Linked DNA regions of Mus musculus: all the other regions are linked to region 1. The links are chromatin loops, found by intact Hi-C in ENCODE. Cell type or tissue: heart. All regions are shown on one strand. Each heading gives the region's core, and the rest is flanking DNA. Links, peaks and the distances in the headings are about the cores only.

What was found. Hi-C counts contacts between places; a loop is a spot of excess contacts. Peaks named below come from ENCODE experiments on the same cell type or tissue, not always from the same donor. Only the 100,000 strongest peaks of a DNase experiment are listed, where the experiment ranks them.
Region 2: it touches region 1 in a loop (4-fold over the local background); 27 of 42 quality-filtered maps call a loop at or near these places.
Region 3: it touches region 1 in a loop (4-fold over the local background); 28 of 42 quality-filtered maps call a loop at or near these places.
Region 4: it touches region 1 in a loop (8-fold over the local background); 8 of 42 quality-filtered maps call a loop at or near these places.
Region 5: a loop joins it to region 1, with 6 times the contacts of the local background. A loop is called at or near these places in 20 of 42 quality-filtered maps.

What each region holds. Positions count from the first base shown.
Region 1 is chr10:86,293,229-86,299,284 of GRCm38, reverse strand. The region is part of intron 6 of Syn3 (synapsin III); the gene reads left to right. Among named protein-coding and RNA genes, the nearest start is that of Timp3, 4.2 kb to the left of the region's middle. RefSeq lists an enhancer at 1,868-5,058. In heart, for the core only: CTCF peaks have their summits at 2,911 and 5,229; a DNase peak (open chromatin) is centred at 2,894; H3K4me3 peaks cover 951 bases; H3K27ac peaks cover 1,545 bases; H3K27me3 peaks cover 898 bases.
Region 2 is chr10:86,449,815-86,455,870 of GRCm38, reverse strand. All of the region lies in intron 2 of Syn3 (synapsin III), which reads left to right. Among named protein-coding and RNA genes, the nearest start is that of Syn3, 46 kb to the left of the region's middle. In heart, for the core only: a CTCF peak has its summit at 3,281 (motif pointing right); a DNase peak (open chromatin) is centred at 380; H3K27me3 peaks cover 1,145 bases.
Region 3 is chr10:85,965,137-85,971,192 of GRCm38, reverse strand. Bpifc (BPI fold containing family C) reads left to right here. Exons shown (of 16, transcript NM_177772.4): 13 at 5,928-5,970. Among named protein-coding and RNA genes, the nearest start is that of Rtcb, 10 kb to the right of the region's middle. In heart, for the core only: a CTCF peak has its summit at 2,977 (motif pointing left); a DNase peak (open chromatin) is centred at 2,982; H3K27me3 peaks cover 1,026 bases.
Region 4 is chr10:86,018,589-86,024,644 of GRCm38, reverse strand. It overlaps Fbxo7 (F-box protein 7), which reads right to left and starts at 2,716. Exons shown (of 9, transcript NM_153195.2): 1 at 2,501-2,716; 2 at 1-229. The coding sequence starts at 2,622. In heart, for the core only: a CTCF peak has its summit at 2,772 (motif pointing left); DNase peaks (open chromatin) are centred at 2,414 and 2,604; H3K4me3 peaks cover 1,809 bases; H3K27ac peaks cover 1,447 bases; H3K27me3 peaks cover 338 bases.
Region 5 is chr10:86,179,947-86,186,002 of GRCm38, reverse strand. The region is part of intron 6 of Syn3 (synapsin III); the gene reads left to right. It overlaps Gm35636 (a long non-coding RNA gene), which reads right to left. Exons shown (of 8, transcript XR_003949028.1): 5 at 1-5,819. Among named protein-coding and RNA genes, the nearest start is that of Gm35636, 21 kb to the right of the region's middle. In heart, for the core only: a CTCF peak has its summit at 3,639 (motif pointing left); DNase peaks (open chromatin) are centred at 2,712 and 3,642.

The DNA.
Region 1 (6,056 bases), core at 660-5,659:
AGAAAGGGATGCTCCCACCACACTCTCTAGCTGGCTCTTCTTACCAAAAGGGATGTACATCCCTGACTCAGCATCCCTTTGACCGATAGTACTCTTTTAGAGTAATCTCTCTCCCCTCTCTCCTACCTGGTTTTGAAGGAGACCTGTGTTTTAGCTGCAGAATGCTGTAAACTTGTAACAAATGAGGAAAATCCAAGGGACTCCCTTGGGTTATCCCCAAGAGAAGAAACTTTTATGGCAGAAGCAGAAGGCAACATGGTAACATTATTTCTGACTTAACTGCCCTTGTTGTGGTTGTTGTGTGTTGATGCTGTGGTTATTTTGAGACAGAGTATCATTAAGTAGTCCAGGATGACCTTGAACTCTCGATGCCCCTGCCTCAGCCTCCCAAATGCTTCCAAGAAGCCTCCACCCAAGTATTACAGCTATACAGAAGAGATCTTAGCTCCCACATCTTTCTGTCTTAGCCCCACTCAGCTCTGAAGCCCCTCCCCTCCTTAATTCTGTTTCAGGGTGCTCTGGCCTTCTCACTACTCTTCTAGCCCCGGCTCCAGGAATATAGTTATATGGTTTCCTTTCCTGACACGCTGAGGCCGAGTATCAGCTATTTGCAGCATTGCTTTTTTAGCCATAGGAAAGTCCCAAGAAACTTGAGTGTAGATAGTAGCCGGCAGTCAGTCACTTGAGGCCCGAGCCATGGGCACTAATGGGGCCACTCTGAGGAACTAGGTTGAATGAGGACATACTTGGTGGAATCTGAGAGATTCACTGAACCTTGCACCGTGCCAGTCATGTGGAAGACTTTAGAAGGGTTTACAGACAAATCCCTTTGGTTTAACATCTTACAGGCTAGAGGCCTCTCTTCTCTGCTTTCCTATTGCAAGACCATTTTGTCCAAAGTGCCCTTTGTTTTTCCTCCAAGAGAAAGCCTTTCTGGAATGCAAGACAATCGCCAGGCAGCTACTTTGCGCTACGTGTCACAGAGCAGATGTCCTAAGAGAGGACGTCTGAAGTGTGTCTTGTTCTGGGGGCTACTTCCTTAGCAAAGCCTGGGTGTCTTCTGATTATTTTCCATCCTGAAAGCTGCTGATTTGGATTTGTTTCTCCCTTGATTCTTCAGCACGGACTCACTCAGAATTTGAGGGCCTCAGGAGATACCTACAGCATTCTGGTCAGGAGTTTTCTCTTCTGCCTAAGCTGAACTGCTCGTCTCTGCTCACCTCTGCAAGGTCAGCGTAGTCATGATCCTAGGAACAAGATGACGGGGCTCCCTGAGTCCTCATGTAGGTCCTTCCAGCAGGTGTGCCTTGAAGCCACCCATCTGGACATTAGGTTGTTCACTGGGCTAATAGTGTGTAAGGATTGCTTCTGCTAGTCTATTTAGTGAGCAAGATTGAATGGGCCTGGAGCTTGGGTAAGAATGGGGATACCAGCTTTGCTTATCTCTTCTGGTGGCTGAGAACAATGACAAATTTATGACACTGGGCGAGCTGAAGAGGCTTCAACCAACACCTGGCTTGTCCTCAAACCTAACTGGCTCACCTAGTCCCTCTGTTGGAACTTTTCTAGAGACGTTAAGAGCATGTTCACTTCCTATGTATCAAAATTCAGAGGGTAGACCTGTAGGGGGTATTTTCTCAGGCATCTGAAGAAGATACAAAGTTGCTCCGAGACTGTTGAACTTCATATTCAACATGAGAAAAATAATGTTCAGAAGAAAGAATTTACCCAGTGTCCCACACTCAGCTGGAGGCAGAGCCAAGTTCATGTTGTGAACCCTGATTCCTTAGCTTCTATCTGCATCACATCCACAGGGCTGTCTTCCAGGCCAGGGCATGGAATAAATGTATTTCCAAGTCCCATAGCTGGCCTGTGGAGAGCTATCTGTACTGCCTAAGGGTTCTTGTCTACACTAACAGATCCTCTGAGCTGACCAGCGTTGTATAGTTTTGTGTAACTCAGAGGTTACTGCCTGTTTCCCTTTCTACCTTATTACATGATACCTTTTGAAAACATGCCAAGCACGTTTTACAAATAGATGTGTGAATACCTCCTTTCTGGAGAGGAAAAGCAGGCTAGGATGGAAAGGAAACATATCCACACCTGAGACCTGTGATAGACATGGCTGCTGAACAGTCAGTCATACTTCCAATCCAGTGGACAAGTCACTTCATGCATCAGTTTCCATGTTTATTGGATAAAAGATTAGACTTTATGATTCCCTGCAAGATGTCCCTTGGTGTTGATAATAATAACAACAATAATAGTAAGTCTACTACTCCATGGGAAATTCTCAAAGTTGAGGTGAATGGACGTGAAGGAAGATAAAACTCACTGTGTGAGCAGGTTTGACCTCAAACCAGCATGCCCACCCACCTCACTCTCAGCATTTCCTACACTCCCACACTACTCTGTCTTCCTAGACACAGGCTTAAAATAAAAGACGGCTGTGCAGACTGTGTTGATAAAGGTACAGGAGAGACTTGGGGTCTTGTTTCTGGTGGAGCCTCTTGGTGTTACCAGTCCATCTTTCTGTTCTCTTTTGGATTGGAAGCATTAAAGGGTCCAGAGCTGTGTCTTTTGTGTTCAAAACTTAGTGGACCCTTGCACACCGTTCCAGTCTCAATTTAGATATTACCTCCTTAGCTTGACCCTTTTCCATCCCCTTCAAGCGGATTCCCCACAGCACCTTAGTTGGGTTCTTTTTTGCGTGTAGCTGACTCTGATATGGTTGCTCATCTACCTGTTTCTCTTCCTGAAGTGTAAGCCCATTGAGGATAGAGCATTGGCAGCAAGATTCAGTTCACTAATGGCTGCAGGGACCCAGAAGTCCACACTAGTCCCGAGGCTCAAAGTTGAGCTTGACAGGCAGCAGCTCCTCAGAGGGACTCACCGAGCCTATCCCTCTGGCTAAGGCTAGGGGGCGCCGTAAGCCAGAAAACACCAATTCCCTGAGCCTTCAGCCTGCTGGTCTCGCAGGCCCAGAAAGGGACATATCCACGCCAGACAACGGGGTGCGGGTGCCTTGAGTGGGTGAAACGATCCCTTCCCGTCTGACGGCCACAAAGTTCTCAGTCAACATCCCGTCTGGGTCTGCAGCTGCCTGAGCTCCTCCACCCCTGGACCGGCTGCATGTCAGTCAGGGAGAGAGGCTCATTTGGGAAGCGACACACTTGTGAATCACTAATTTGGGGGCCACATGGAGGTCTGAGAACACAGCATAAGATGGCAGAGTCCCACTGTTCCAAGTGGGGCTCTGGAAGTTCAACCCGGAGAAGGTGCTGACAAGCCTAGGTCAGGACTACTGTCACATAAGGAAGTACCTCGGCTTCCCTCCCTTCCCGCTCTAGACCCTAACCACAGCGCTTCTCCCCAAACCCACAGTACATGTGAAAGTCATTATATTCAAAATAGCCTTTTCCAAGCAACGGACAGCCTGGTCCGCCCATCACCAGGAGCCCTAGCCAGACCCTCAGCAGAGTCGCTGCCCAACACGGGGCATTTAGGAGCCTAAGAAGGTGGGAGCTTAAGGTTCACTCTGTGCCTGGTACCAGCAGAGAGTAAACACCTTTCCTGGCTTCCATCTGGAACCAATTTCATGGCAGTAAAATCTTCGTAGGGCGTCTCTCCCCCATCTCCCCCACCCCCAGCCCTGCCAGGGAAGCGAAGACCCCTCTGTAAGGTCTCTGCCTGTGTTCACGTGAATGCTGGGGTTTTAGTATTTCTTTCCATAGACAGCTATTCCCAGGAATTTTAAGCCAGAAAACACATGTGTGTGGTAGAGACATTTTGTGTTCTGTGTTTTCTGGGGTGGTGGGAAATGGGAAGTCGAGTTAAATATTCCAATTCTTGGTTTTCTTTTAATGGCTGTATGTTCAGGCAGTCAATTATTTCTGCAAAGGATAATATGAAGTGCAGGGACCAAAACTTCCCCCACAAGCCTAGTTTAATGTGTTCCTTATGCCTCTGGGGTTACTGCACTTTGCCTTTAACAATGAGGACTTAGCCCCACCCCCACCCTCGCCCCCACCCCCACCCCGGCCCCTGCTGTGGCTTTTCTGAAGGTATCAGACTCAGCTCCACACAGGGTTGTCTTGGCCAACCAGCCCTGCTGGGGCTCAGGGAAAGAAGAGGGTGGACTTGTGGTCAGGCTCCTGCCCACCACACTGGGCTGGGGATCATGTTTCTGCAAAGGTGCTTTGAGCCTGCCTTGGTGAAGCCTGACACAACTGGAACTGGCTTGTCCTGTGCTGCACTGTCCAAAGGGCATCGCCGCCTCCTTGATACCTGGCTGTGGAAGTTCCTCTGCCTCCGGCCTGTCACTTTCTAGCTCCTGACAGGTACCTTCAGCCTCAGTGGCAGACCTCCAGCAATTCAGGTTTCTGGGCTTGGATCCTTGCTTTTTTCCCCTTTAGCCTCTGCTCTCACCTTGCCTGATCCCAGCTTCTCTCCTGGCCTTGACTGACTAGTGTGCTGTGTGCACTGAAATAAGATGCACAAGGCCACAGTGTCCCCGCTGGCTTCCTGACCGTCCCTGTCCATCCTCCTGTGACAGTCTTACTTGCAAGTCCTATGACATAAGCAGACTTCACCTGCCCTGAAATCACTGTCTTCTTCCTCCTGTCGCTTCCAGCATTTTACTCATTCCCTCCGATGACATCACCTGCCACCGTGTCCTAGAGAGCCTTGAACTGGACATCTCTACAAGTCTTTCCCACCCTGAATCCAACCTGGAGAATCTCCCCAGACCGTGCCAACAGCGCCATAACTGGCCCTGCGGCCCCAGTCCTTTTCTCCTTCTCTGTCCGGCTCTTCTCTTGCTGCCCATCGTCGTCTCACAGATCTATTCATATTCTGTGGCTCTCTGAACAAAGTCTTAAACTCCGAAGATGTACAAGATCCTCTCTGATCTGCCTCTTCTCAACAGCACCCTGAGCTGCAACTGGAGGTGACACCACTCCTATAGAACATCACGTGACTATTACCCAGCAGCAGACCCACCCTTAGTGCCACCTAAACCTCTGTTACCTCAGTCCCATCTTGCCCCATTTTATGCCCCCTGCCCTCCCTCCTCCACTCCCATCTGCCAGGAATCAATTAGGACCACCAGCTTTGGAATGTTCTCTGACTCCCTTCAGAGAACATTCCCTTTCAGCTGTCCATCTGGGCACCTCTTATGCTCTGCGCCCCTAGTGGTCTAAATGTCTGTAGACCCAAGCAAACCTGGGTGCTTCTCTGTGTGCCAGTGCAGTACCTGCACACAGTAGACACTTAGAAAATACTGAAGAAAGAGACTAAACAATGAACTGGGGGGGAAAGATCCAGTGTATGTCAATATCCCCATTGCTAATCCACCATGAGAGGCTCTAGGACCTAACTCATTGAACTTGAGTTCTCAGAGAGATTCCCAGAGGTGAACAGTCTCATGGGTACACCCAACTCAAAAGGGCCAGCAAGCCAGCAAGCCAGCCAGCCAGCCACAGTGCCACTGTCCTTGCTTCTGTGAGACAAATGATTAAGAAGTAGGCAGGCAACACATGTTCATGGCATACCTTATTATATTCTGATAGTGGAAGAGTCCTATACCTCCTCACCAGAACACTTTGAGTTGGTGGGTGTGAAATTAGAACATGGATTGAGGACATCCCAAGAGGAACTTCTAGGGAAAACACCTTGAAATTTTCTCTTCTCAACTACATGTTTTAAAAATTGATTGCGTGTGTATACCTGTGTGCCTGAGTGGTGGTCAGAGGACTGGTGAGAGTTGGGTCTCTCTTTCCAACACATGGGTTCTGGATGTCAAACTCAGGTTGTCAGGCTTTGTGTCAAGCACGTTTACTCTGTAAGTCATCTCAGCTGCCTTTGAATTTTCTTTCTGATGGAAGCTGTGTCCACTGTCAAAAGCCAGTCTCGCTGGATGGTGATGATGGCTGAGCTCACAACACCTACTGTGGTCTCTTTGGTCTTCTCAATTCTTTGTTTAAGATTAGTCATGCCTTCATCTTCCCCTAGACTCTTTTTTTTTTTTTTTTTTTTTTTTTTGGCCCCAGAAAGAT
Region 2 (6,056 bases), core at 343-5,342, 160 kb before region 1:
GCCAGCCTCATTACATAATGTCTCTCTCCCCAAGGCCTGTAGAAGCCTGTCTCTAATGTGTTCCCTGGCAAGAGGGAATCATCTTCCATGGCAGGAAAAGGGACAAGAATTCCTGTCCACTCTTCTGCTGGGCTTTCTGGAGATCTTTGAGAAGTTAATTACCATGTGAAGAACAGGCTTAATAAGGCTATCTGTAGAAGACACATCAGCCAGTTTGGGGGCACGTGGATAGGGACAAGTGCAGGTGGGAAGAAAACACTTCCCTGTGGTCAGGAAAACAGCCACTTAGGCTCCATGGCAAATGACATTAGCCATTTGGCTTCAGCTGCAGGGAGATGACTGGGAACCGGAGGGATGGTGCTGGCTGTGACAGGCAAATGTTCCCTCTAAAGGCAGCAGCTGCAGGACACTCAGCCAGCTTCTGCCGTTTGGGAATACAGGCCAGATGTTTCCAAGTTTCTAATGTTCAAGGGAAGCCAGACTTCTAAAATGAATTCTGTATTTTAAATGTGAAAGGTGTGTATGTGGGGGAGGGGGGTGTGGGGCAAGGGTGGGGGTCGTGGTGTGAATGACTCCGCAGCTAAGAGGGCTTGCTCCACAAGCATGAAGATCTGAGTTTGGATTCTCAGCACCCACATAAAAAGCTCAGCATGCTGTCCTACACACACACATACAACCCTGAGACTCCAGCGCTTGGAAAGAGAAAGGAGAATTACTGGGGCTTCCTGGCTGCCTGCCTCACTCTAGGCTCAGAGAGAGGTGGTCTTAGGGACAAATAGAGAAGAGTGCCTGATGTCTCCTCTGGCTTCCACGTGTACGCATACACCTGCACATACCCATATTCGTGTTAGCATACACCACACCCCCTGTCCCACACAAAAGTAAGTTTATAATTCATTCTGTCAAAATGAGGCTATGGATCCCACAAGACCTACCAGCTGGGGGCTTGTGATACAAGACAGAGATGTTAAGGTAGCTAGTGGATCTCTGTCTTCCTCAAGGACTGTCTTCCGGTATGATGCAAAAACCTTTCTGCTTTGACTGGGATATTTTAGACCAACATAATGCTTACCACAAAGTAAGGAGAAGAAGGAAGAAGGATGGATGGATGGATGGGTGGATGGATGGATGGATGGATGGATGGATGGATGGATGGATGGATGGATAAATAGTCGGGCAAGTGGATGTATGGGTGAATGAGTTAGATGGATGGATAGATAGATAAGTCGTTTATTGGATGGATAGTGAATCTTTGTATGGGTAAATAGATAATAAATCTTCTCAGCCTTCTCCATGCAGAAAACAAACCAGAAGGGATGAGCTGAATGGTAGCCGAATACCTGCTGTGTGCCAGGAGCATTGTTCAGGAGTCCATACCCAGATGGCAGATGTAGTCATTTTTCTCCTAATATTTTACCAATGAGAGAACTTGGACTGTGGTGGTGGGGTTGGCTTGAGGCAGCATTAGGTTATAAATGGCAGAGCTAGACAGGACCTGGGTCTGCCTCTACAGCCAGAAGGCCCTTCTGCTTCTTCTTCCAGCAATGCGAAGCCGCACTCAGACACCTCCCATCAGTAGCCCACTGGTACATTCTTGGCAGCCTCCTGGGTGCCTTTGCATCTGGGTCCTAGTGTAAGCCCTCTCAACACCTTCAGAATTAACCTTTTACATCCCCATTATTCAGAGGAGGAGGCATGGAGTGGCCCCAAGATATCTACAGCAGGTCAGGAGGTATCAGAAATCCTGCCCCACGCCCAAACCAGGTCTTCCTCTGCATGTCTACACACACACACACACACACACACACACACACACACACACCACCACCACCACCACCACCACCACCACCACCACCACCACCACACCTTTGAAGTCTTAGGCCCTGACAAAGAATAGGCACAAATATTGGATGAGCTGATTAGCTGGTGGACTAGCTGGGCCACCTCATCAGTACCACACATGCCTCTCATCCTGCTTCCCATCCAAGACTGGGCAGAGTGCACCTTTTGGTCCGAGCTGGATCTCTACGCTGCTTCACTGATGGTTATCGTCCATCTGTGTGCCACTCCCTCCTAGGAGGGAGTAAACCCTGTGTGATCTTCATGGTTGATTCCTGGGAGCCTGAAGGTTCTGCACAGAGCAGATAAGTCCATCACTGCAGGTTAAATCATGCAACGATGCCTTCCCAGGGCTACGGGCAGGGCTTGCTGTGCAAGTGTGAGAACCAGAGTTTAAACCCTCGGGACTCTCCTGAATGAGTGAGCGTGCTGCCCCTGCTGCATTCCAGGACTCAGGGAGGTGGGAAGAGGATCCCAACTGGCTGGCGGGGCTGGCAGAATCCTCTGGGATCAAGTAAGAGATGCTACCTCGCCTCACTAGCTCCACAGTCAGGTGGATCTGTCCAGGATCTCTGCTTTGACACAGGTAGATCCCATATGTCCTCATTCCCTGGCAGTGGCAGGAAAGGAAAGCAGTACCCACTTCTCATAAATCTTTGTCACATGCCACCACATCCCGGGGCCCCAAACTAGAGACTTCCCACCCCGGGTGGCCCTAGCTTGTAATATTCTCCTTCCTGCTGCCTTTAATGTGTCAGTAAAGTATGAGGCCACCCACAGAGACAGAACCCTCCTGGAATCTAGTGTTCCCACCCCTTGGAGGGTCAGGACCATGGATCTGTTTGATTGGCAGCGTTATTCAAGGAGCTATGAAAATGGACATATTAGGGCACTGGGCTGAGACTGCTGGTCGAAGGCAAAGCCATTGGACAACGTGGATCCATCTGTTTTAACCTGAGGTCAAACAGCCAGTCAACAGCAGAGACAGTGGGCTCCACCCCCAAGGCATCTAGAATTCTAGGCCATCCTTCCCCTTCTCTCTGCCACACAGAGCTGTTCTGAGGCAGCTCCAGGCTGAATTAGCCCACCCTTCCACCACTGTCCCCACTCCCAACCCCCGCTCCCCGGCAAGAAGGCAGCAGTCTGTGTGGCCCATCAGGAGACAGACTTCTGACTCTCAGCCAGATAGAGGGATGGACCGCCTGACCCTCACCTCAGCCTGAGACAGCCTGCCAGCCCCAGCAGGAAACATTCCAAAGACTCCTGGGAAGGTGTGGCGTCTTTGAGGCAGGAGCTTCTTGGGTGGCATACAGTGCAGAGCGTTCTTGGTTCTGGGTTGGAATCAAGTCCAAGGCTGTCAGTCCTATAGGTTGGACAACCACACAATGACCCATATAATAAAAGATGTAGATTTGTGAGTTATTGCAACAGTTTGCCAGTAGGTGGCAATAAAGGGTCACAAGGAAGATCTGGATGCAGGGACAAGGGAGACATCTCCATACCTGGCCAACATATAGGAAGCAAAGTCCTGTGCCCTGTCACAGGGTGCTGTCATATGCAGTGACTATTGAGAAACAGCTCACAGACTGGATGTTTAGAGGCAGAGGACAGATCATAACGTATAATTACAAGGCAGGGCAGTACCATAAGGTAGAGGGTATGATGTGCTCACCTGTGGAGGAGGGGCACCCAGCCCAGCCAGGTGGGGTTGCTGCTAAGGAAAACAAGAGAGCAGATAGCACCTATAAGTACTATGGACTTCGAGAAAGAGGAGTCTGGCAAAATAGAGGTGTGAGCCTGTGCAAAAGACCAGAATCATAAAGCAGAGGACGTACTGAAGCATCCCAAGAAGGAGTGTGTGTGTGTGTGTGTGTGTGTGTGTGTGCGCGCGTGCGTGCGTGCGCGCGCGTGCATGCTCGCGTGCATGTGCATGTGTGGTGTGTGTGTGTGTGTGTGTGTGTGTGTGTGTGTGTGGGGTGTGTGGTGTCTATGGAAGCAGCTGTAAATAATGTGGATGTTAATGTAATGTAAATGTGGATTAAGTGGGCCATCTGCTGGCAGAGTCCCCATTAGGAAGGAATTGTACTGAATCTTGAAAATCTGAAACTATGGGAAACTTATGAGACCTTAAATGGCAACTTCTCCATCTACAGGATATGGGTGGCGATCCTGCCCCATTCCCTCTTGGGGGTTGATGAGAAGGTCAAGTACTAGGGAGAAGAACACTGGAATCTGCAGGGGTGCAGAGTGAAGAATGGAGAGAGGAGAGTAACTGAGAACTAGGGAAGAATGGGAATTAAGAGTAAAGACCACGCTGGCCATTGCCATGCTGCTACAGTCTGGATGTGTCCTTATGAGCTGTAGTCATCAAAGAAGGGATGCAAATATTGTATTTAAATGTTTGCTAACTCTAGTCATGGTGGTAGTTCATTTTCAGTGTCATCTTGTCTCAGTGTAGAATCGCCTGAGAGCATCAACCCGGGAACTGACTAGATCAGATTGACCTGTGGACTTGTCTGTAGATGATTGTCCTAATTGTTAATCGGGAAAACCCAGCCAGCTGTGGGATGCACCATTCCCTACAAAAGAGAGCCAGATGAGAGCAAGTAGGCAAAGGTGAATTCATCTTCTCTTGACGCTTGACTATGGACATGCGGGGACTGCTTCAGTTCTTGTCTTGCCTTTCCCAGAATGTTGGGCTGTAACCTGGTGTTATAAGCCAGAAAGCCCTTTCATCTCTCACTTGCTTTTGGATAAGGTCTTGTACCACAGCAACAGAATTGAAATTAGAATACTTATCAACTTTAAATATTAGTCATACGCCTCATAGGCCATTTGCTGTCCCCCCCTCAGGCCCCACAAATACTGTAAGTGGGATGGAATGTGCTGACTCCCTTGTTGAAGACTCGTGATGAAATTCTGCATTGGGTGAGACTAGCTACACACAATTGAAGAGCACCCATGGGAAAGAAACAAAGGGACACCTTACTTTCAGATCATACCAACCATTCCTGTCCCACAAAAGTCCAGCCCCAGTGACATCTTAGCCTGTTAATATTGTAAGAAAAAGTACCACAAATATTGACGCTGTCAGTCAAGGATGCTGGAAGTCTTGGGAGAGGAAGGTACTACTGACGTTGGCTGAGAAGCCATAGGGGCTTGTGAACACAGACAGGGAAGCATTCTAAGAATTTGTAGAAAGAACCCTTTCACAAAAGAAGACTGAGCAAATCGTTCCCTGCTCCAGGGACAAGAATAGAATGAAGAAAGTTCAGAGAAAGTTTGTGAGCATGATGCTTACAGATTATCCATCAGAACTGGGTTGTGTGGCCACACCTAACATCCGGGAGACTCGGGGCTATAGCTTTGTGTGCTAACCTGTGCTAACCTGTGAATGTTTCTGCTGAGGAAAAGGGAGAGAATGAGGGAGGTGGAGGAAAAACACTGCTGCCATCCCTAAGAAGGAAATGCTTACTGCAGTGCCTGGTTCACTGGTGAGTCGGATATGCAAGCTGGCTCTTTAGCATTATGTATGGGAAGGCACCTAATGCTCTACGCACCCTTCTATCCAGACTCTTTCAGGGTTGAGCGAAAGAAAGCAGAGACTCAGAGGAAAATACCTGGAAGCAGGTTACCCTTAAGCATTTAGTCTCTGGGTTTTGCGTTTCCTCCCTGATAGGACAGACATAAAAATGCCTGCCTCGTTTAATGTATACATTAAATGAAAAAGGCCACAGATTCAACCCTATAACTCACTGGTTCATTCATTCATTCATTCATTCATTCATTCATTTATTCATTCAATTAATTGCACTCTTGTGGTGTGTTGCACACTCTTGTAGTGTTTTAAGTACTCTTGTGGGTGCTGGGGATAAAATGATGGGCCACAGACTGGTTGGAGTCCTGTTGTACTTCAGTGGGTTACAAGTGTTAAGCACAGTTACTGATTCTAATCATACTTAGAATCAGCAGTAGGGAAGACAGCTGGTGTCCCAAGGGAGATGATCTACATTTACGGTCAGGAGAAGGTTCCCTATGGAGGAAAGTGGGCGAATGGGAGGGATCAAGCAATAAGATTGGAGGGTCAGCAGGGAAAGGGAGGGAGGTCATAAGTGCTGTATTTTATGAAAAGATAAGGAGAGAGGGAATATGTTTGGTGGAGATGCAGTCAGGTGTGGGAGAAGGAGGTGCCTCTGCGGAACCATGCTGAGGCATCC
Region 3 (6,056 bases), core at 760-5,759, 330 kb after region 1:
GAGGCATTGCTAGCACATAGTAGGTACTTTGTAGAGTCACAGGGCAAGTTAAACGATACTCTCTCCATAGCCAACTCAGGGAGCTCCAGGGTCACTGAGAGACTCTGTCTCCAAAAATAAGGAAGAGAATGATTGAGGAAGACACCCACCCTTGACCTCTAACCTTCACATGTGAGCGCACGTGTACATATATACACATACACATGCACACACATGTGAGAATGGGTATGTGCATACACAAAAGCCCCTTGACGTAATCAAATGTACATTATTGTTGATTCACTTAAAACAAAACAAAAGCCAGACAGTGGTGGCGCATGCCTTTAATCCCAGCACTCGGGAGGCAGAGGCAGGTGGATTTCTAGTTTGAGGCCAGCTTGATCCACAGAGTGAGTTCTGGGACAGCCAGGGCCATACAGAGAAACCCTGTCTCAAAAAACCAAAACCAACCAACGAAACAAACAAACAAACAAAACAAAACAATTTTTCATTTTTGTATGATGAAAACTCTGGATATTCCCAAATTCCCTACCTATTATCATGATCAACACACACACACACACACACACATACATAAACATACACGCCCTACAACTCTTCCCAAGTAACACAGTCATAAAATACAAACACGGCTCATTATTAACTTTTCTCAGAAGTTGGGCAGGTAAATATTTCTCAACATGAGCCTTCTGAACTAGGAACACATGTCCAGGTACACCGAGTCTGCATTTTCTGTTGTAAGGATGCTTTGGACTCTGGTAAAGGAAGAAACTCTAAATGGCTCCTTCTCTGGAGAATTTCCAGGCTGCAGGAGGTACTAAGGTTAAGGCAGTGAGGAATCATTGCCTGTTAGTATTTCTCCCTGAAGAAACGTGTAACTGAAGGTTAAACCTACAGCTGGTGGGGATCTTTTTGTGTTTTGTTTTTGGTTTTGTTTGGTTTAGTTTTAAGTTCCAGGGCAATTGTATTGGAGTTTTAAAAAAAGACCCTAGAACAGGCAAGCTGTAAATCTCAGCTGCTGCCCAAGGAGGAAAAGAGAGAGCCAAGCTGTTTGATCTCGGCTAGAAGGTCAGCCCAGAAGCAGAAGCCGGGCAAAAAAGGGGAAGAAGGGGTCAGAGAAGAGTGGGGAAGCCCAACGCCTCGGGAGAGCACCACAGTCTAGCATTGAAGCTCTTCAACTGTTGCTCCTAGTTCCCAAACCCCCAAGCCAGCTTCCCCAGCTTCCTAAAACTTTGCTTTAGAATGCCTTAAACCTTAAAGGGACCCCCAATTCCAGCTAGTACTCCCTACCCATCTCTCTCTCTCTCTCTCTCTCTCTCTCTCTCTCTCTCTCTCTCTCTCTCTCTCTCTCTCTCGTGTGTGTGTGTGTGTGTGTGTGTGTGTGTGTGTGTGTCTATGTGTCTGTGTGTGGGCGCATGTGAGGGTATCTATTCAGTAAGTATTTCTTGAGCACCTATTTTGTGCCTTGTCCCAGAGAACAGAGAGAAGGACAATGATTCCTACCTAGTCTGGGGGAGGAACAAGTGATTAGTGGGTGCAAAGTATCATTCTAGAGGTGCACATGGACTGCTTTCCTCAAAGGACAACTTGTTTTGGCCCAAGACTCTCTTTCTCCACCATACAGACTGTCTTTCCCCACCACACAGACTGTCTGTCTTTCCCACCGCACAAACACATCAGTAAGTCCTAGCCCACACTGACTTCTCCCCCTTTTCACACAGTTTAAGAATTCTACAAAAAAACAAAAAAACAAAAAACAAAAAACAACAAAAACAAAACAAAACAAAAAAAAAACAAAAACAAAAAAAAAAAAACACAGCAGCGTCTAGGCTACTTTGTATCCAGTGAGCGCTTAGGATGCTCTTGGCTGTCAGTCATCTCTACATACTGCAGCCCATCATCTTGCATCCTCAAAGCCTTCTAGAGTGAAGATCAAATTCCACATGGTGGGGTCACCTAGTGTGGACAGCCTCATCTGGCTCTCCAGCCCCATTTTCCTGTGCCCTCTCTGGGGCTCTGTTCCCTCCAAGGACCTCTGCCAGCCCCCCTTCCCTCTCCCTTCTAGTTTCCCTCTAGTTTAAACTCTGTCCATCCTGTTTCAGCTCAAAAAGTCTGTCTTTGGGAACTTTCCCCACATCTATGAAGCCAGCTCAAGTGCCTCTGTCATGTGACTTGAGGACTCCTTTCTTCCTGCCAGAGCATTTACCTCAATTTGTAGTTAAACTTTAATTGTTGGGATTTGTCAACAATGCTCCCCAACTTCCCACCAGGCTGTGGGGCTCCCTGAGAACTCTAGCTGGGTCGGATTGTTCCCACAGTCACCTCTAGGACCTTCCCCTGAACTGACGAGTGCTAGGTGCTCAAGAAACATCTTCCTAATGGGCCAAGCAAGCCATGCTTAGAGCTGAGATACTCTGAGATATGTACTCAACATACACTCTTAGAAATAGAATCACTAAGACTAGATCTCACCCATCAGGACTGAAACAGAAACAGGAGGACATAGGGCATTGAATAGTAGGACTGATTTTCCTTGTCTCCCCTGGGACTCGGTTGGAGGAGTGACCTCATTAGGACCCCTGCCCTTGACCTTACATCTTGGCTTTTGTTACACCGATTTCACCATACAGATCCAGGTCACAAACGGCCTCACATTATGCTTAAGAGTTTACTCTGGTTTCCAACCCAGGTAATAAACTTTCTCTAAAACTTTTTAAGTGAACTATATTCCCTGTGCACCTGCATGTGTGTGTTGTGTTGCAAGGGATAGATAGACCCCTGTGTCACAAACATACTAAGTGGGCTTTGTCACTGTGTCTCACCCCTAGCCCAAAAGAGAATATTGTTTTCACGGAAGGGCCCTTTGATCTCGATTCCTTCTCAGTCACTTTATGTCCCCCAGCAGTTGGAGTTTGCTCCAAGTAGCAGCTGATGGCCAAATAGAAGATAGTTCGAAGACTGGAGTCGGGCGCCACCTAGTGGTCTGAGTTGGGATTGTCTTTTTCAGAACCAGGGCAGTAGTTTTGTCCTACCACAGTGTCTCTGCAGCTAGAGACAAGAATCCCCTAGGAAAGGAAGCTGTGAGCATGCCAGAGGAGGTTAAGGTGGCCCTAGGAAAAAGGCAGAGTATAGTTCATGTGCTTCCCACGCCTGCGCTCTCATAGCAGGTGCTCCCAAGGCGGCCGCACACGCAGACGCAGACAGGTCGAGAAAGAAAGGAGCCTTACAACAGTGTTCCAACATGATTTCCACAGGAGAGTAGACTGCATGCTCAGGGGAGGCACCTCCCTCCTACGTACTCAACAGAGCCTTTTTAAATGCCCCGAGGATCCTCCAAGATCAGTGCCAGGGACGTCATCTCTGCTCTGTGCCACACTTAAGGTTTGCAGTATTTCTTGTGAGGTGGAAACTATCTCAAACCTAATTTCTACTAGCACGATAGTACTTGATAATCACTCGATGCCTCCCTGAAGATCTGTGTTTTAACTGCAGTCACAGAAAGATTCTCAGAAGAGGTAGCAGAGAAGATATTCAAAAGAACTGACCAGGCTGGCAATATGGTTTAGCCGGTAAAGGCGCTTTCGGTGAGAGCCTGACAACGTGAGTTTAATCCCTGGGACTCATGGTGGAAGGAGAGAACCAGTTCCTAAAAGCTGACTTCCAACCTCCAAACACACACACACACACACACACACTCACACACTCACTCACACACACTCACACTCACTCACACTCACACACACACTCACACTCACACACACATTAATAATAAATACGAACAATAATAATTATGATGAATTGTAAAAAGTAAAGGTTAGCCAATCAAAAGGAAAGAAAGGGGGCCCAGTCCTAAAATAGAAAACATCCTGAGTGAAGCAGAGAATCCAAAACATCATGAAATGTGTCAGGGAAGGAACTCTCTCTCAGGTGACGTTTGGGAACTCCAGCCTAAAGTACATCACATGTATCCAAATGCAACCAACAGAAAATGCCTCTGACCATGGACAGGGTTAAACTGCAGTGACCAGGGGCTATAATGCTATTTTAGGTGGATATGTATTGTTTTTTTCTGTGTGCATTTTTTATATGTATTTGGTGCCAATACCTTTTTAAACCTTAGTTCAATGAGGTTTGGTGCATAAAACAACATCACATTTCATAGTTCCAGGCGAATGAATATAAAATTCAAGATGCAAAAAAATCTATAGTTGATATGGAGGAGGCAAATGGGTGCCAAGGTAGAAGGAAGTCTCTGGTGCCAGGCAAGTGGCTTAGACTTTACTGCAGGCATTAAAAAGTTTTGGTCAGGGGAGTGTCTTCATCAGACACATCCATACCACAGTTTACCCTGGGTGTGACACAGAAGATGGACTGCAGAAGATCAAGGTAGAGATGGGCAGATTCAGGAGAAAGTGGAAATAGAAATGAGGCTCAGACCTGAGCAGTTGTGAGCCAGCGAAAGCTAAGGAACAGGGAAATGTCTGGACATCAGGAGAACTGGGCTCTAGGCAGGTGTACTGCACAGGGCTGCAGTCCCAGCACTCAGGAGGCTGAGGAGTTCAGAGCCAGCCTTGACTCGAGGTGGAGAGGTAGGTCCTGAGTTCTTATCCTACATTTACCATTTGTTCATTTTTGACTGCAGTTTTCTAGCCTGCACAATGAAGGGCTCCCCCCCCCCCCACTAATTGCAAGATCTTCCTATGACCCTCACTAGTGGATAAAAATGTGAGGCCTGTACCTTAGGAAGAGCCTTTAGGAGAACTGGAAGAGAGACCCTCTGCCATCTTGCTATTTGACAGGGAATAGCAAGGAAGTTATGTGCTGGCCTTTGACATTTCTGCTCACCGTGGCAATGAGTCCCACTTGCGCAGTACAGTAGAATACAGTAGGTACCCAGGCCGCACCTTTTACGTGCGTTATCTCGGTCAGTTCACACACACACACACACACACACACACACACACACACACACCTATTTCTTGGTTCAGAAAACAGAGACCTAGAGAAAGCCATCAGATCTGCAGAGTGTGCAATGACGCTTTGCCTTCCAGACTGTCAAGTGTTACGGTTCACACATAGGCAGAGCACAGTGGGGGGCGGGGATAGTGTCACCCACAAGACAGATCCAAGCCTCCCGCTTGGTCCTAGTCTGCTTCCTAAGGAGCACATCACAAGGGGGAAAGAAGCACCGTAGACTCTATGACCTTCCAAGCCCGACTGTGGATCTTTTGTTTGTTTTTGTAGTATTAGCTTGCTAGGTAGCCCAGGTTGACACAGAATTCCTAATCCTGCTTCGGGCTCCTGAGTGCTGGGTTTAGAAGTGTTCACTGTCATGCCTGGCTACGTGCACAGTTTTCAGTAGTGATTTGTTTTTAATCTTTAAAAAAATTAACTTTGAAAATTAAAATAAATCTACTTTTGTTGTATTGCTTCTTCTTATTTTGTTGTTATTGTTGTTTTGTTTTGTGTTTTTCTTTTTTGAGGCAGGGTTTCTCTGTGTAGCCCTGGCTGTCCTGGAACTCACTCTGTAGACCAGGCTGACCTTGAATTTAAAGATCCGCCTGCCTCTGCCTCCCAAGTGCTGGGATTAAATGTGTGCGTCACCTTTTTTTTTTCAAGACAGGGTTTCTCTGTGTAGCCTTTGACTGTCCTGGAACTCACTCTGGAGACCAGGCTGGCCTCGAACTCAGAAATCCACCTGTCTCTGCCTCCCAAGTGCTGGGATTAAAGGCGTGCACCACCACGCCCGGCTTCTTTGGATCCCCTGGAACTAAAGTTACAAATGGCTTTGACTCACCATGTGGGTGATGGGGAATCGAACCCTGGTCCTCTGCAAGAGCAACAACAGTTCTTAACTCTTAACTGCTGAACCATCTATCCACCCCCATGAATCTACCTTCCTTTAACCTCCTCCTGTTTCCTTTCAGATTCCGCCTGTCTTTGCCAGAGAACAGCCAACGAGATGCTAAGGTAGGAATGCAAGCTCTCAGAGTACCCCGAGAAAGGCATGAGAACCAGAATTCCTCTGTACTGTAGCCTGTGCATGTTGCTGTCCA
Region 4 (6,056 bases), core at 388-5,387, 270 kb after region 1:
ATCTGGGATGTTAGTCTGACTTGGGGTGGCAGCCAAAGAAGGTTGGTCATTATCCTGGAGTGAGGAATGCTCTGTATCTGTAGATGAAGGTAAGTTAGGTGCCGGCATGTCATCTTCAAGAACCAAACATATCAAGTCCCCAGAAACAATCCCATATGAAGCCAAGGTCTCTTCATCTCCAGTGAGGGCATCCTTGTTGTTCAATGTAATTGCAAATCGGGTATCAGAACTGCCAAGAAAGATGGATGAGCATAGTAAGAGCTACCTACCAATATTCCAAATAATACATTTGGAATACATTAAAGTACATGCTATGTTCCCAAAAGCTCTATATAATATTTTAAAAAGAAAGAAAGAAAGAAAAAGCAGGAGACAAAATTACTTGTTCTCATCAAAAGCCTGGGTCATAGACTTGTAACTGGAGCTTTAGTAGGCAGGGAGGCGAATCAGTAACCTACACTTCACCAATTCTAAAGCACAGACTTTGCAGTACTCATCATCTCTGACCATGAGGAGCTTCTTAAACTTAACACATCAACCAGTTTAACCCACAGCTTTGCTTCCAGCTTTCCATCGTGCTGGGGCTTCAAACTCCAGTGTCAGGCTGGTGCATCAAACGCCTCAGCCAACCCGCCAACCCCCAACCCCATTCATTTTTCTTAAGACACATCCATTAAAGAGACATTACTGGAGTTAAAACTATTCCTACTCCTCAGGAAATAAGATGCTCTGATGCTTGCAAAATGTTCTGGTCAACAACAAGCTGAAAACCTGCCAGGGGCCCAGGGACACACCATGTCAACCTTGGCAGAAAGGGGACTCCCCAAGCAAACAATTCGTTCTGTAGATGGGATAAGGAGCGGTCTGTTTAACAGAAATGCCAGTTTTCCCTCCCACTTTTCTGAAGTGTTTTCCAAGGCCCTATTTTCTGTCATTTTGGGGGGTCAGGTGATTTTACCAAAAATAATACAATTCCAGAAGCTTGCATATATACATATATGCAATCTTTGATCTGCTTACTAGAAAATACTCTTTAAGAATAACAAATGTGTCACATGAACACATTTTAAAGCTTCTCTTCTGTTCCCTAAATGAACAAAATTTCAGAGAAATGAGTTTACTTTCACAAGCTGAGGCTTAAATTCCATCCACCTAACCAACTGCAACTGTGAAAACAGCATGCAAGAGAAACAGAGCTCTTGGGTTTCCAACCCTTTCAAAACTGCCCTGCTTAACTGAGAAGTAAGACTACTTGTAAATACCTTAAAAATTGAATTCTCAAAGTGTGAGGAGAGATAACTGTTATCAACATTGAAAACACTTGGTTTTACACCAATAAGTAACATGTGGGTAGGTCACCATTATATGGAAATATATATTATATATAATACAGCAACATATTTTCTTTTAATATGAAAAAATGCTCTTTTTTTAATGGTTTGGCTAACATTATTATCTTATTAGACAGGGTCTCACAATGTAACACTGGCTGGTCTGGAACTTGCTATGTAGACCAGGCTGACCTTGAACCCTGCCTCTTCCTCCAGAGCGCTAGAATAAAGGTGTAGCTCAGGCTCACTTAATGGGGGGATGGGAGCAGGGAGGAAGGGTGAAAAAATCTATTCAGGGTCTCACTTTGCTTAACTCCCTACAAATAAAGTGAAAAGGCTTATTTAAAATGCCAATTAATGGGAAACGTTTTTCTTTGAAAATTTTTCCCTTTAGAAGCCCCAGAGCCCATCTTTTTAATTTTTTTTTTCTTCACTAGTTCAAATTTCTAGCTCAGCACTTGAAGTGGGTCGTCCATACAGTTATCTCTCTATGTCCTGAAACTATCTTCTGCAGAAACACAGACGCTTCATCTGCAAAAATTAGTAATAGAACCCCATAAATTAGTAATAGAACCTAATCCTTTTTCAACTTGCCATGAAACTGTAAGCTCTCTAGGGTCATGCCTCTATTCGTGAAAAAAAAGCAACATTCTCACCCAGAGAATGCCCGCTGACAGGCGTACTTCCTGAACCCTTACAGTGAGAAAGTGAGAAAGTTACAGTTAGGTGCAGTCTGCCACTTGCACGCTCAGCTGTTTTTAAAGTTACTGTAGCCTTGGGCAGTGGCACAAATTACAGTGACCTAAGGTGTCAAGACTTTTGTCACCTTGAGCACGATGCTTTTCCGATTTAACCACTGAACTATCCCAACCGCAGAGGTAAACTCAAGTTAACACCGGGAGATTTAACGCAAGCCAAGCTTCCCGAGTTCCCTTCCCGCCCTCGGGGCCGCAGCGACCGAAACCCCGGAAGTGACTACTCACCGGGGAGGACAGCGGCACCCGGGGGAGGCTGGGCCATGGTCTCTCGGAGCCGGACCCCGGCCAGCACCCAGCTGCCGAGCGTCACAGTCACAGGCGCCCAGTGCAGCTACACCCGGGAGGCCCGGGCCTCACGTGACCGCTCGAAGCGCGCCATCCCCCGAGCCCCACGACAGCGACGCGGCTCACCTGAACCCCAACGTGGGCAGCAGGACCTGGCTGAGGTGCGCGCGCAGCTGCCCGAGCGTTGGCTCCGACTCCGGCACCTCGAGCGGCTGGGTCCGCTTCTGAAGCCGCACGCGCAGCTTCATGGCGAGAGTCGGACCGCAAGCTTCGGTCGGCCCCGGGAAGAAACCGAAAGCAAGGAGCTCCGGGCCTGCGCTCCCGAGGAATCCCCAGCGCTCGCCGCTCGGTCGACTACGCCCCCTAGAGCCTTCCGCTCGAGCGGAGGGCCGAGCGCCTGCGCTTCCCTATCGCTGGCTCGGCGCGCGACATCGCCACCTGGAGGCGAGGCGCGCACGGCGCAGGCGCTGGGTTTGCTTGGGCGCACTTGAGTCTCTACGCTTCTGCTTCTGCTTCTGCTGGGGTGAGCGAGTTTGTTCCTTCCCTCCCAGCAAGCAGGATCTTTAGCTCTGGAAGGAATGCTGCCAACAGTGTGGAGACATGACAGACGGCCCTAACCTGATGTCACTGGTTTCCGTGCCCAGAAATGAACTGCTCTATCCCTGTCATTAGAGTGCTCAGACCTGCCTGAGAAATAATGTACACAGGTCCCCTGTGATGACTAAAGAAAGTTAATGTGGAGCCAGGGATCCCTTAAGGGCTGTTGGATGCCTGGGAGGTACTAGAGACCTGCAGGTGAGATAAGAATAGGATAATGGCTGTGAGGATAGTAACTGCTGCCTTTGCTTCTTTAAAACTCACTATCGCTATGGGAAAGGGATGAAATGATCTTTTAATTACTATATAGCGGGAAGGTGAGAAACAACTGAGGAAAGTAAAACAGTTTTCCTGCCCAGCTTGTATTTCGTGGTAAGTTGTAATATACACCTTTCTGATGTCCAATTTAAAACCCCATCTTATCCTTAGTCCCCCTTCCCTATGGAATGCTGTTTGGGCTCTAAAGCTGCCTTCCTTCTGCTAGCAGTAAGCATAAACTCATTTTAATATAAATTTGAATTGAGCCTAAGTCTTTGGTTTCTCCCAATGGATTTGAAGGCCACAACAGTATAGCTCTTCACTTCTCACGATAAATCTTGATAAACCAGACTGCCTCCATCTCAGGCGTAAAAGCCATCTTATAGTAAAGACAAACTAGGTTTCTCAAGGATTGGGCTATGTCCCACCTGTAACCTTAGCTACAAATGGCTCTGTACTGCCCCATGCCTTTATTTTAAAAGGTTATTATGGTGACCCTGTTGTAACCACCTTGCAACCATGTCTTTGTTTCAAGAGGCTGTTATGACCAACTTGGTATGCTTATGTTCTGCTTCGGTAATACATGCCTATTTGCCTGCCAAATCCTCATCTGGAAACCCCCTACTCCTGAACTATTACAATCTTACCTTACCTATGTCCAGCCCATGTATACATACCAAGAAAAGCTTGATTAATTAATTTGGCCATGATGGTTTGGGGTTGATGGTCTTTCTCCTCGAATCTGTGGGACTGATTTTTTTTTTTCCTGTGGGATTAACAGCATTTACTTCCTTTCTTCCTTGGCGCTGCCCTTAGGAACTTGAAGCTGAAGCCAACTCCTTTAGCCCCTTCATGTTACCACAAAATTTAAAGCAGCTTTTAGTTGTTACACAGTGTCTTAGTAAAATCTTTTGCTGCATATCAATTGTCCTCCAAAGCTTACTAACCCACATCAATAAACATTTGTCGACCCACAAATTCTGTAGATTGGGAACTTGGGTACAGGGTGGTTAGGTAATTCTGTCTCAGGGTCTCTTGCCAGAGCTGCCTGAAGACTTGACTACACATATCATCAAACGATTGGCCCCAGTTTTTCACAGATTTTTTTTTTCCAGAAATCTACTTGAATGTCCACATAACATGATAATTGGATTCCCTGAGAGTAAGCGACCCAAGCATTACCAAGACAGAAACTGTGAAGTCTTTTACAACATAGCCTCAGAAGTTACATATTTATTTCCATCTTTTTTTTTTTGCTACAAGCCAACATTTTAGTATAAGAATATCAAACCAAAAGCATGAATACTGATAAATAAATCAGATTGGTTTGAGACTGGTTGTAATAGAAAACCAATCTTTATGAAAGAGGATATTCTTGAGCTGGGCAAAAAGTTTGAGACACATTCTAGAATACATGAGAAGCCACTGGAAAGTTGTGAGGGGGTCTCCAATATCACGGTCTTTAGTTCTAAACAGTGGAAATTGACTCTGGGCAACTACCCAGGAAGGGGTGAATTAAAGGGATGATATATGGCCCAGCAGATTCTAGGAAGGACTGGAGAAAACTTATAACCACACTGAAGACGTGTCCTGATTAGGAATATATCAAAGTTGGGTCTGCGGGAAATTGCTGTCACCACTGCTAGGGAGGACTGGGGAGTGACTGACCCTGTCTCTGCTACCCTCAGATTCCTTGTGGGTTTTGCTCTGTCCTGCACCAACAAAATGACAAGCTTCCAAAAGATTCTGTTTTCTCACCTTACTTCCCAATCAAGGGTCTATATGGGGTGCAATCTGACTAAGGAAGTTTGGGCCCCATACCTGAGTCCTCACTGCAAAAGAAACTGAAAATCAGAATCTGACTCCTTTTTAGGAGCTTATTAGAATTTCCCCAGAAGTGTAAGGAAGGTGTTCAAAATTTGAGAAGAAGCCATGAATTTGACAGATGTGCACTACTAGGGCCATGCTCTAATCTGAAGTATATATATGACTTATAAAAAGGGTTGGCGGGGGAACTGTTGTGGTAAATCTCCAACCCAAATATGCCCTGGCAATGAAAACACAACTCAATTAATATGAATACATGCTGTGCGCCAAGACTGGGCAGATCTACCGCTACACTACCATCTTTTCCATAGAAGAGACCACTTAGAACTTTTGGTTTCTCCAAGCCAAGTGCTTCTTCTGCTCCACTTTCCTTTTTCCTCCTCCTCTCTTTCTCTCCCAAAACCTTCAGCCCCACCTTCCCCTCTTACTCTGCCCAATCGCTGGCTCTAGCCTTTATTTTATAAATTAAGGTGGGAAGAAGGTTTACAGGAAATCACCAGAGTGCTGACTCATTCCTTGTTCGCAGCCCCTCACGGGAGAATGGAATTAACATCAAATGTAATTAGCCCCAGGGAACACCTGTAGGGCCTTAGCATTGTCTCAGGGGCCAAGGGGACTTGCTATGCTTCTTGCTATGCTGTGGATTTAATTGTCAGCACCCACAATGCTGCTCACAGCCATCTGTAACTCCAGTTCTCGAGGATCCAGTGCTTTCTTCTGGCCTCTCTGGACACCAGGCAAGCCACGTGATCCACAGACATGCAGGAAAAACACCTACAGACATTAAATGTTTTTAAACTTTAAAATAGGGAATCTGTCCAACTCATTGTAGGTGGGGTATCTGTATAGATTGTTTGGGCTTAGGTTGGGAATATAGTTCAATGGGTAAATATTAGGTCTCAAGGAAAACCCCACGCATCCCACATCCCAAAAGAGCAGGCCTACTAACTTGGTCCACAAGGACCATCTTGGCTCAGATGATGCTGGACAGTAGGATTTG
Region 5 (6,056 bases), core at 634-5,633, 110 kb after region 1:
CCTAGATCGTAAGTCTCATTGTGCTCAGTTACTGAGCCAGTGCCCACTACAAGTTATGGTGCTCATGACGCATTGTAGAGTGAATATTACTATAAGGCCAAGTCTGCCTGACACTTAGCCCACTGAGACTTTTCTGAGGTAGTTTCCACCCCACTCATTTGATTCATTCATTCAAGAAGCTCATAGTCTATCGAGAGAGAGCTCTTGGAACATGAAGTTCTCCTGTCCACTTATGCTCGTCATTTCTAAGCACTGGCTAAAATGTGTCTGTCGTGAGAGAACTCCTGGAGTCCCATGGAGAGAACAGCTAGTGGAACAGTGAAGACAGAATGCCACAGAATCTCATGGAAGACATTTTGGAGATATTAAGAAGGTACAAGTAACCTAGCCTTGGACTCCCAGGAAGTATTTTCAGAAGAGAAAGTTCCCCCAAAGGAGGAAGGCCCTCCACACTAGAAATATTCCTCAGTTGGCAAAGTGCTTGCCTTGGAAGCAAGATGACAGGAGTTCAATTCCCAGATCCCACATACAAATCCAAGTGTCATGGTATAAATTTGTAAGCCAGTAATGGTGAGACGGGGCAGTAGAGATAGGTGGATCCCTAGAAGTTAGCTAGTCAGCTAGCTGGGCTTACTTGAAGAAGTTCCTGGCCAGTGAGAGACCTTTCCTCACATAAACTGTGGGAAGTGCCTGAAGAATGACAACCAAGATTGTCCAAAGACCATATGTGTGTGTGCGAGCACACACTCGCACAGAATTGGGGGGAGGGGCAGGGAAGGGGAGGGGGAGAGAGAGATTGGGGGCTCTTCCAATAAGAATGAGCAGATAAAATAAAGCACCATGGTCCAAGCCAGCACAGACTTCTCAGCAAGTGTATAGAGGTGGATTTTGATGCTGATGCTGGAGAAGTGGTGACTGGGATCTGGGATGCAGTTCTATCAGCCACTTGGCAGTAACATAATGCTCCCCGAGAACCAAAAGGGAGCCGCTAGCCCCTTCTAAGGGAACCTATAGCTGGCCTCTACCTCAGCACTTAGTAAGAATTTGTTCCTAGATGTATGGAGAGCATCCTAAGCCAGGGGAATATCCTGAGGCCAATTGACTGTTGTCTTTGGGAAATGGTGAGAAAGTATGGGGCAAGCAGGTGTGCCAAGATGCATCTTGAAAAAGGCTCAGCATCACCTGAGCCTGTTCTGTGTGCCAGGCTCTCTCCTAATGGTGTTATATCTACTTATTTGCTCTTGATGAGAGCCTTTAGAGATAGATTCTTTTTGCTGTCTCCATTTTGCAGATGAAGAAATCAGAGAGTTAAGTAACTTAGTCATGGCACTATGCCATCTCAGGCCCTTCCAGATCTTCAAGATTCCAGCAATTCTATGATGTTTCAAACCCTCACTATACTGAATGTGTGGCTGCTTAGCAACAAACCCAAGTAATCAGCAAGCCTTACGGCAAATGATAAATTCCATTTGTGGTCCCCAAGAAAATGCTGCTGGTGCAGGGGTGTGTCCACATCTGTCCCTCAGAGAAGGTGAGCAGACTACAGAAGAGTTGTAGAAACCTTGGACTGACTGGTACCTCTTGAACCCATGAACTCAGATGTGTGAAGAGAAGGGGCCAAGGACAGAGCACCAGGTAGGAGACAGAAATGCAGGAGATAAGGAATAGAAAGGAAAAACAGAGCGAGGTACTCAGAAGCCAATAGACACCCATGTCACTCAACCGAGACAGCCAATCACGTGAGACAAAAGCAATTTTGTCTGTGCAGGTGCCTCCTCTATGCATGACTTCATACAGAACTATCCTCCCTTCTCTTGAAAATAAGAAAAAAAAATAACAGGCAGTGGGTATAAAACTAGACATAAAGTCTTATTTTTACAACTCATGGGGAAAGAAATCACGCTTTGTCCAAAATGTGATGATTTGAAGTCTAAAATGGCAGTCTCTGCAGCCAGATGCAAAGTGCCTGAGTTGGACATCTGACAGACACTTCCACCCCCTTTTAGGTCTCACTTCACCGGTCAGTAGACAAAAGTAATTGAAGTGGCATGCTCAAACTTCTATCCCAAATCTAAACTTTCTCCTTGACCATTCCTTCTGGAAATTGGAGATATTGGAGTTGACATAATGTGATGAAAATCACGCATATGCACGAGGGTGCACACACACACACACACACACACACACACACACACTAGTACACACGTTCTGTAGGGTGGGTCTCTTTATATCCTAGTCTTCCTCTGTCTTGTTTTCTCTTCCAAGGTGGTGCCCAAGCTATTAATGAGAAGCATGTGCTGGGCTGCCTTGGAATTGATTTACAGCCAAAAGGAGAAAGGCAAAGGCAAAAGCAGGAGGAAGAGGCGGGGGAGGAGGAAGAGGAGGAAGAGGAGGGAGGGGGAGAGAGAGAGAGAGAGAGAGAGAGAGAGAGAGAGAGAGAGAGAGAGAGAGAGAGAGAGGCAGAGGGAGGCAGAGGGAGGCAGAGGGAGGGAGAGAGTGAGAGGGGGGAGAGGGAGAGAAAGAGAGAGAGAGAGAGAGGAGGGAATGAAGGAAAGAAATGAGCGCTTTGGTGTTCTCAGCCCTACACATAATTCCCCTATTGATGTACTATGAATTACAGTGGCTGCCAGGCCACCGTGGTTTCTGAATCATTTCCTTCAAGAGGGACTCTGAGCTTGTCCCTGGGCTGGCTTCAGCTGGACTGGATTGCAAGGAAGTTGGGCCTCTGGGCAGCTATGCTGCCTTTCCTCCCTACCAGAGTTCCAGCAGGAAGGTGGAGGTTCCGGCAGCACAAGAGAGTAAAGATGATAGACAAGCAGACCGAGCCTGATTACCCCAACAGTCAGACTCTAAAACTCAGGCCTCTCCATTATTAGAGATGGGAGTGAAGTAAAACACAAAATAGATAGACACTATGCATTCCTCCGATGGGTTTCAGACTCAGCTGAGCCCAGATTCACTTTCTTTTCTGCCTTGCTACTCTGTGTGATAAAAGTAAGATAAACATCTTTGGGGCAGAGTTGGATGTGAATTCAATGCCAGTCCATCTTTCAGTGGGTCACATTAGGGAACCCTGAGCTGCATCTCTCCCATGCAATTCCCAAGGCTAAGGATGAGGGTATATATGGTCTCGAATTTTCTCACCAGGGCATTGGTGTCCAAGCAAATCTGTTTTAAATTTGTCTATAGAGTAAGTTTCATTCACTCAACAAAGAACTTTAATCCCTTCTCTGGGCAGATCCTGTGTCGGCACCAGTGTTTCCAAGAGGAAATGGATGTGATCCCAGTTGTAAGAGATACAAGCAAGCATATGATGTAAATTGAGCATGGCATATGTTATGAGGAGGTGTTCCAGGAGAATCATAAATGCAGACCTGGGGCTGGGGAGAGTCCAGGGAAGGAAATCCAGAAAGTTCTGTTGCATTGAATGAGGCAACATGTCATGTCATGTCATTTTCCTTTGCCCAGACGTCCCTCCTCCTACACTAACTCCTATGTGCTTTCCCTAAGCTCTTTGTTTTGCTTGAAGATGAGACTCACCACATTAAGTTGTTAAGTGGCAGCTCTCCTCCATGACAACAGAGGGCACTTTCCCAGCAACCTCTGCAGGTTGAGTAAGTTCTGGAGACCGCCACCTGGTGGCCATACTGACCCAGGTCCAGTTGCCTGCTACTGTTCTAGAGATGGGGTGACCTGCAAGCAGTACTAATCAGAACCTGGTAATGGTTTGCCTGCTCATTGGCTTGGAGTTACAGGTAACAGGTAAAAAGAGAAACTTCTAAGAAGCCTTGATCTGCCTTCAACTGGCTGCAGTCTCCCCTTAAGGTGGCTTTGAGAAGCAGCTAGTTTCGAGGAGGTACCACATCTTAATCTTGTCTTAAGATCCCTAACCCCTAATTGCCCTTGCTGTAAGAATCATCATTGAACTGGTGAATGAAGCAGACCCTTATAAGGAAGGTTCTAGAAAGAGCACAGATTTGCTATACTTGCTATATACTTGCTTTAGATGTTGTCTATACTGTCTAGAACAGCTGTTTGTTTATCTGGCTCATCCCTGGTAAGGTGACTTGCCCTGGGTCACCCAGCTCATCACAGAACCAGGACAGGTGGGCATGTCAACTGACTCTCTCTGCATTGCCTGGCAGGGTCAGACAGTGCTTACATAAGGAGCATAGCAAGGCAGCCCAGGAATCAGGCCTTTGCCTGAGGTTACAGGCTGTGAGAGCTTTCTGCTAAGACTCACTGCCCTTCCTACCACTCTCCTTCTCAGACCCTCAGGGGCTCCCTCTTGCTTGCCAGTTGGGATCTGAATATCTTCCCTTCCATTGCTCCATTCCAACTCTTTCCACATAGGCTTCAGCCCTTCTTGCCTTGCCCTCCCACCCCCACCCCTGCCCGGCCAGGACCATATGAATGCCTGCCCTGTGTGAGCTCCCATCCCTAGCCTACCGCTCCTTATTCCCCTGAACTCCCAGAGCCTGCATTTCCTCACCCATAAGAAGAAGATCCCCAAGCTGGGCATGGTGGCGCACGCCTTTGATCCCAGCACTTGGGAGGCAGAGGCAGGCGGATTTCTGAGTTCAAGGCCAGCCTGGTCTACAAAGTGAGTTCCAGGACAGCCAGGGCTATACAGAGAAACCCTGTCTCGAAGAAGAAAAAAAAAGAAAGAAAGAAAAGAAAAGAAAAGAAAAGAAAAGAAAAGAAAAGAAAAGAAAAGAAAAGAAAAGAAAAGAAAAGAGATCCCTAAAGCACAGGCAGACTATGTTGCTGTGAGAATTGATGGAGTTCAGCATGCAAGGCCCTCTGAGCAGCACCCAGCAAGTAAGCTGTTTGCCACGTGTTAGCAGGGATTCCTGTGCTTGTGACCACATGAACCATGTTCCTTTGCTCGTGTCCTATGTCCCCCTTGACTTTCTCCTCAGATGGGACTCATTCTTGAAGATCATTCTTCAAGATCTAGACCTCGTTTCCTTCTTAGCCAATGGAGGAGTATATATCACGCCCCTCTCTCAATGGCACCCTGAATTCCTAGTCCATCAAAGGGAGCAATAGTGACTGCTGGTGGTGGGATGCCTCCAGTTGGCAACTTTACAGTTAGAATGCATAACTTGCAAAAGCCTGGCAAACATGAGAGGTGGGTACTTCGCAACTCTAGAAGAGATATTCACTGCTCAGCTTCTGACTCGCTGGATACATGCCATAGCCTTGGCCAGGCAACCACCCTGTAAGACATGCTCTCCCACTCTACAAACTCACTCTACCTGGGAGTCCCGAGGCTTCCCAGGTGCTGACAGCTCCATTCCTCACCCACTCAGCCACCCAGAGTTCAGGGAAGTCACATCAGCCAGGCCACCCAGAGCCCTTTGTCCCCAGCCTGACCCCTGCTACCCTTATTCCCCCTCTTTCCAAGCTCTCCCCTTATTCTGTCTCCCCAGATCCTCTTTGCAATAAAAATGGAAAGGTCCCTTCTCAGCTCCTACCCCTTTCCTGTTTTTTTTCTCCCTCCTCTTTCACATTTTCTTCACTGTCCCCAAGTCCTTCTCAGGGACTTTAACAAGCAATTCACCTTTTATCTACTCATCAAGCATTGTGAGGACCACGTGCTCACCACAAGGCATTATAGGAGAGTCAAAATACATAAGATACAATCCTGGCACTGGGTGGGGAGGGCAGGGTCTTCTCTGTTCCAGGAAGAAGCCAGATGCTTAAACTGTTCCTCTGAATTCTGCACCACTCTGCCTTGGGCCAGCCTTTGCTGTGTAGTAGTCTCCACTCCACTGAAGATACATTGAAGTAGGGAATGTGGCATGTGCCACCACCTACATGGCAGATAAGAAGTAAAAACAAGCACCATTCCCCCCAAGTCAGACCCTCAGAGCATCGTGCACAGCAGGGTAGAAGACCCATCTGATGCAGAGATGAGTGTGAACCAGGATACATTAAGCTGTTTCAGACAAGATGCTGTGTCCCTTCCAACTGCATACATTAATACCTTATTCCCCTCCAAGAAGAGGATTTGAGGTGAGGTCTTTGGAAAGTGATTGCAAGGCTGAGGC